Regions from separate parts of the Homo sapiens genome. Here region 1 is linked to region 2. Evidence: chromatin contacts called from ENCODE POLR2A ChIA-PET data. All regions are on one chromosome and are shown on one strand. Each heading gives the region's core, a stretch centred on a gene start or an enhancer-like site at or near the end of the contact. The rest is flanking DNA. Distances are from core to core; before and after follow the strand shown.

The links. ChIA-PET counts read pairs that join two places held with the same protein, here RNA polymerase II (POLR2A).
Region 1: POLR2A ChIA-PET joins it to region 2 with 12 read pairs in CD4-positive, alpha-beta T cell. The contact joins two enhancer-like sites. POLR2A ChIA-PET finds 5 or more read pairs at or near these places in 2 of 52 experiments (CD4-positive, alpha-beta T cell and HEK293T).

What each region holds. Positions count from the first base shown.
Region 1 is chr17:43,359,246-43,362,736 of GRCh38, forward strand. No RefSeq gene overlaps it. Among named protein-coding and RNA genes, the nearest start is that of LINC00910, 28 kb to the right of the region's middle. RefSeq lists enhancers at 798-1,493, 1,539-1,718 and silencers at 1,969-2,028, 2,479-2,578. Within about 2 kb of position 1,251, at least 38 of the 41 ENCODE cell types and tissues checked have a DNase peak (open chromatin) inside an H3K27ac peak, as active enhancers do.
Region 2 is chr17:16,197,398-16,200,908 of GRCh38, forward strand. All of the region lies in intron 1 of NCOR1 (nuclear receptor corepressor 1), which reads right to left. Among named protein-coding and RNA genes, the nearest start is that of NCOR1, 16 kb to the right of the region's middle. Within about 2 kb of position 1,939, at least 3 of the 41 ENCODE cell types and tissues checked have a DNase peak (open chromatin) inside an H3K27ac peak, as active enhancers do.

The DNA of each region.
Region 1 (3,491 bases), core at 1-2,500, about 27 Mb after region 2:
CAAACAAAACAGCAAGGAGAAAAGTCCCCTGATTTCCATCCTAGTGCTTCTCAATCACACTCAGCACAGCAGCAACAAAACACAACCACATCTATCGAATCTTACTGCTCATAGCTGTTAAATATCAAATCTCAATCAGCAATTTTAGAGCCGGATCCTCCAATGCTTTTGGTTCCCAGTGTTTCACAAGCAAACGGACAGAAATCGGGAGGGACATAGGAGAAGAATCAGTTAAAATCCCTAAGACCAGTTAAATGAAGTCTCCTGAAAATGACACTGAAACGGAGACAGCAACCAAGACAAGGAGGACGAGGCAGACTAATACAAAGAGCATAGCCTGCGGTGTCAAACCTGTTTTTTAGCCGAGAGGGGCTTTACTGGGAGGGGCCTCTAACCCTCCTCGGTCGGGCCTCTAACCCGAGGTCGGTCAAGTGTCCTTGCCTTTTATTAAGAGGGGCCTCTAACCCACTCTCTTTTAGGAAAGACTCTAACTCCATTAAGTTGGGCCTCTAACCCAATCCCATTCTTTACCCGGGCACTCCACCACTTACCCAAAGTCAGTCTACTGACTACTGCAGTGCTGCAGTCTACTTCCTTTGGGTTGGGGGAGTTTCTTCAGTATCGTCCCTTCCATCATTCGCCAGAAATATGTTATAGGACCCCAACACTTCCCCAAAGCACTATAGTCCCATCTGTGGTGGCCAGAAATACGTCACAGGAAAAGGGCCCCGATCCAGACCCAAAGAGAGGGTTCTTGGGTCTCGCGCAAGAAATAACTCAGGGCAAGTCCGCGGTGCAAAATAAAAGCAAGTTTATTAAGAAAGTAAAGTGGTGAAAGAACAGCTACTCCACAGACAGAGAAGGGCGTTCCTGAAACTAAGAGAAGGAACGTATCCACCCTAGGTACAATGCTTGTACACATGGGGAGAGGTGTTCTGTTACAAGGGTTTGTGATAATTAACTTTAATTATTACATTTTGCAAGAATCCCTATTACTACCTTTAAAGCAAAATTAGGAACGCCTTTGTTCTCCAGATATCCAGCTATCTGGACACTCGGGTCTCTTCAGTAAACATTAATTTGTTCCCTTAACCGTAAGTATCTGAAAGCTAGGAATATCCTTCTGAGAATGCAGGCCCGTAAGTCCCGGCCTCATTTTTCTAGCCCTCACTCAAAATGGGGTCGCTTCAGGTTCCAACGTCTCTGACAGTCATACTACATATGACTCAGCCACGTCAATGGAAAAAGTAGACTGGATAGTGACGTACCCGCAGAAAACGAATGCAACAATCTGTCATACAGATCTGACGGCAGTCAGATTCTGCAGTGAAGTAGAGGCGGTAAACTTGAATGCAACGATCTTCATACCGCATCCCACAAAGCCACGTAAATCCAAAAGCAGTCCGACTCTCGATAGTGAAACACATGCGGTAAACTTGAATGGAAAGATGTTTATACTGCCTCGGATAGAGACACGTAAATGAAAAAGCAGTCCCACTTGGGATAGTGAAGTATGGGCGCTCAACTTAAATAGGACCGTCCGCATATCGTATGTGAGTGAAGCAAGTAATAGCAAAGGGCAGTCAGATTACGGAGACCGATGGCGACTGAAGTGAGTGCAGTAACCTTTAACTCAATGATCGTCACGCCGCAACCAAGTGAAACCGAAAGCAACTAAGCGCTCGAAAGCACGCCCGGCCAGCTCAAAAACTACGGCGCTGATGGACCCCAGTGATCCGACGTAAAGGTGCAAACGTAAAGCGCACACGGCCAATTTAAAAGCAGCGGCGCTGATAGGCCCGGACGAACCGACGTGAACGCGTAGAAGTAAGGTACGCGCGATGAGCTTAAATACGCGAGTACTAAGAGACCGTGAAACCCGGATTTAAGCGTGTAAACGCAACACACAACCTAGGAGGTCAGTAACAACGGTCCCAACTGATGCAAATGGCCCAATGCAAACACGTTGACAATCTCCCGTTAGCGACAGTAACAGACGCTAAGCGCCCAATGCGAACAAAACTCCCGCTTCGAAAACTACACCTCGGAATCCTTCCAGCGATCAAGGGCCAGCAACACCACAAGCCTTCCACTGTATCAACACCGTTTTCAAAACGAAAATGTTAACGATCGGCCACTGTACTCCTTCTCCCACACATCCTAACCTCAGGGTGACAGATAGCACCCTGAATAACTCTCTCTCCTACGTTGAGATTGTGTATCTTTATCCAAATCTGAACACCTGCGTAAGTAATATTGTTACTATTTTGGAGGATATTCACTTTCCTTTTTTGCTCCCATAACTCCCGAGAGAAGCAGCCATTTTAAATTTGCATGCCCCGCCGTGCCCTGCCTGCCAACCACTGAACAGAAAAGCGCCTGTAAATCACTGGAATCTTGGGAAAGCTCCTTCGGCTTCATTGCCCTTCAGGAGGAAAAACCCACAACGGAAAAGACACGAAGAGCTCTAGGAGGCTCTTCTTTCCTCCTCCTCCCCCTCCCCTTCCCCTCCCCTCTCCCTCCGCCTCCCTTCCCCTCCGCATCCCCTCCCCCTCCCTTCCCCCTCCCCCTCCCCATCTCGTCCTGACCTAGCTGGCATCCAACATTACTTTAAACTTTTTTTCACACATACGTTGAAAGAATTGTTTGGTGAACACCCGTATGCCCATCACCTAAAGTCATCTTGCTGTACTTGCTTTATTACATGTGTTACAGACGTCTAATTACATTTTTTTTTTCTTTTTTTTGAGAGGGAGTCTCGCTCTGCCGCCCAGGCTGGAGTGCGGTGGCGCGATCTCGGCTCACTGCAAGCTCCGCCTCCCGGGTTCACGCCATTCTCCTGCCTCAGCCTCCCGAGGAGCTGGGACTACAGGCGCCCCCACTACGCCCAGCTAATTTTTTGTATTTTTTAGTAGAGACGGGGTTTCACCGTGTTAGTCAGGATGGTCTCGATCTCCTGACCTCATGATCCCCCGCCTGGGCCTCCCAAAGTGCTGGGATTACAGGCTTGAGCCACCGCGCCCGGCAATTACATATTTTGTATAGCTGCACACATGGAGACAGGTACTCAGGTCTCGTCCCTCTAGCCATTTCTCAACTGTCTGGTCCGGCAAGGGCAAGTTTTCGAGGAGGCCAGGGTGCAGCCCTCAGGGGAGCACATGCTCTGACTGGTTGCAGGGCTGGGCGGAGCCTTGGGAAAGGGGCCCCTGTAAGAGTTAAAGAAAGAGGATATAAACACGAAAAGAGTTTGGCTCTTGTTGCCCAGGCTGGAGTGCAATGGAGCGATCTCGGCTCACCACAAAGTCCGCTTGCCAGGTTCAAGTGGTTCTCCTGCTTCAGCCTCCCAAGTAGCTGGGATTACAGGAGCGCGCCACCATGCCCGGCTAATTTTTGTATTATTGTATTTTATTTATTTTTTTTTTTTAGAAGAGACACGGTTTCACCATGTTGGCCAGGCTGGTCTCCAAATCCTGACCTCAGGTGATCCACCC
Region 2 (3,511 bases), core at 689-3,188:
CTCCTGATGTCATGTTTCCTGCTGTTGTGAAAGCTGACCAGGAGAAGAGTCAGAAGACTGACCAGCTGACCCTCAGCCTGTTTTTTCCCTGCTCCCTTCCTGAGGCATGGAGATCAGCAAATCTTAAGGATTGTAAGGTTGAGATTACCCAACTAACACTGATTTGACAGGTGAGAAATCTGAAGATCAGAGAAAGTCAATAATTCCTCTAATATCACAAAATTGTGGCAAAATGGGAAAAACTAATGTTTTCTGCAATGCTTTGCAGCTTTCTCAGCAAGCAGTGAACTAGGAGGAGCTGAGATGTTCAGTGAGAGCACACATTAAAACCACCTGAGGAGCTTTCTCCTCATCCATACACCTGCAACTGCTCCAGGTGGAAGGGGAAAAGCCAGCATGTGGCATCGTGAGGAGGGTTGATCTTTTTGGAAATAAATATTATATGTAGGACTTAAGAAAAAGTACCGCAGAATATAAAGCGAAAAATCTCCTCGCCCTTCTTCTCCAGCTGCTACCCAGTTACACTCCCAGAAGGCAACCAAAGTTACTAGTTTCTAGAGTGTCCTTTAGAAATATCCTACACATACATACACTCACACTTTTTCCCCTATGTAAATGGTGGCATACTAGAAACACACTGTTCTGTATCTTGCTTTTATTACTTAATACATCTTGGTTGGCCAGGCGCGGTGGCTCACACCTGTAATCCCAGCACTGTGGGAGGCCAAGGCGGGCGGATCACGAGGTCAGGAGATCGAGATCATCCTGGCTAACACGGTGAAACCCCATCTCTACTAAAAATACAAAAAAATTAGCCAAGCATGGTGGCGGGCGCCTGTAGTTCCAGCTACTCAGGAGGCTGAGGCGGGAGAATGGCATGAACCCAGGAGGCAGAGCTTGCAGTGAGCCGAGATTGCGCCACTACCCTCTAGCCTGGGCAACAGAGTGAGACTCCGTCTCAAAAAAAAAAAAAAAAAAAAACATCTTGGCAATTATTCTCATCAATTTATGGTTCTTTCTATTGCTAAACAGTATTTCTCTATATGGGCCGGGTGCGGTGGCTCACACCTGTAATCCCAGCACTTTGGGAGGCTGAGGCGGGTGGATCACCTGAGGTTGAGAGTTCGAGACCAGCCTGACCAACATGGTGAAACCCCGTCTCTACTGAAAATATAAAAATTAGCCAGGCGTGGTGGCACATGCCTGTAATCCCAGCTACTCGAGAGGCTGAGGCAGGAGAATCGCTTGAACCCAAGAGGCAGAGGTTGCGGTGAGCCGAGATCGTGCCATTGCACTCCAGCCTGGGCAACAAGAGTGAAACTCTGTCAAAAAAAAAAAAAAAAGAGTATTTCACTATATGAACATTCATGCATTTTGTAAAAGTTTTCCAACTAATTCTGATCTGCTGTCCTAAAACATGCTTTAAGTTATCTATCTCTGCACTCTCCTCCCAACTCAGATATCCCAAATAAATAAAGCTATAAATGGAATGAAGAGGCAAAAAAAAAGATTTTAACCCAGGGTCATCCAATTTTTTTCTAACAGTGGCCTAAATGATTAGAAACCCATGAGGTACAATTTTTTAATGCACATTGTTTAACTTTCAGCTATGGTGAGTCCTGAGTTCAACAATTACACTCAATGTCACTCAAAGTCACAAGTTAAGTGACTTGTCCATTTTTTCCCTCATCTCAGTAATCCTTCCTTGTCCGTTTTGTGGTATGACTTTAGTGAAGTTTAACTTTATTATCTCAAAAAAAAAAAAAGTCAGTTTTCTTTAAAAGTACTATCCGCCCAATACAGAAGGAAAAAAAAAAAAACACACACACACACACACACACACACACTAGCAAAATCAGGAAATTAGCCCCTACTAGCATACAAATTTACAGGTCAAAGCAAGCCCTTCCTGTCCTCGCATGAACTGCAGCCTGGAGACCACGACAACCTCCTTCCTCAAAACTTATCCATGAGATACACGGCAACAGTGCTCAGATTTTGTTTTTTAACCAGAATGTTTTCCTCAAAAGTCTTAAATGAAAGCTAAATGTACAAAAGATACAATGGAGAAACATTCCGATCTAGTAAGAATGGGAGACCTAGGATTCATCTTTTCAGTCTCCCCCTGCCCTTTCCCATCCTTCCCTCCACCCTTCACTCTAGTCCTGGCTCACTAAGATACCTCGGCAGAATACTTTACATTTGAAACCCACTGAAATAAAAGAATCTAGTTTAAAGTTCAGACTGAAGGGGAAGGGAGCACCTTAAGTGGCAGTATCAAATTATAATTTCAGTTCTTAGCACCAAAACTCATTAACTCAGGGTAGTTACATGGTTGACTCATGAACTGAAAAAATTCTACGAATTGTTTAAGAAATCTGATCGAGATTTTATAAGCAACTTCCTCATCTCTTAAATATCAACATATAATGTTTTAGGATGGGAATAATATAGTAATAATTATATGTCACTGTCATAAAAGACAACAGCACTTCTAACTGAATTATACAGATAAACCCAGAACTAGCCTCTTATATATTGCAAACAGGTAATACAATATTGCAAAATGAAATTGATCTATTTAAGTTCCTTTTTAAATCCTCTCATATTAAATAAACGCACACATATTTACTCAACAGGAAAATCTTGCAACAACAAAATTTCAAATACTATCCTGCCAAAAAAAAAAGCAATTTTTCCTCTCAGCAGGAACTCCTGGCTTTTGGCCCACAATTTTTGCATAACCAAAATGTGTTATGCAAAGGTGTTCAAGGTGGCCTAAGCTATCTTGGAAAAAAAGCTAAAAATGGCCAGGCACAGTGGCTCACACCTGTAATCCCAGCACTTTGGGAAGCCAAGGCCGGCGGATCACAAGGTCAGGAGATCAAGACCATCCTGGCCAACGTGGTAAAACTCCATCTCTACTAAAACACACCCACAAAAAAAAAAATTAGCCGGACATGGTGGTGCACACCTATAGTCCCAGCTACTCGAGAGGCTGAGGCAGGGGAATCGCTTGAATCTGGGAAGCGGAGGTTGTAGTGAGCTGGCATCGTGCCACTGCACTCCAGCTTGACAACAGAGCGAGACTCCATCTCAAAAAAAAAAAAAAAAAAAAAAAAAAGCTAAAAATATACTTCACTGTGGCAGGACTGCAGATGCCACTTCAGATGAGCAAGAATGAATCCACCAAGCGTCACAATAGAGGTGAAGCCTACATTTCACCAAAGCAGAAAAAGGATCCCACAAAATATGTAATTTTTACGTGATAAAATAATAAAACCTACTGATACAAAAGTATGGGGTAGGGCAATGCCTTTATGACATTCAAATGCTAAAATATTAGTTATTAAACTGAGGAAAATTAGGTCACACCAGTTCCCACAAAGCTGTCCAGCTCTACACCAATTCTAAAAGTATGTTAGGCAAGACAAAGCTAAGAAGGACCACCACCCTGGGCATCCCAACACCCAAAATCCTCCAACCTGGGGATAATTTAAAGAAAGCCGAC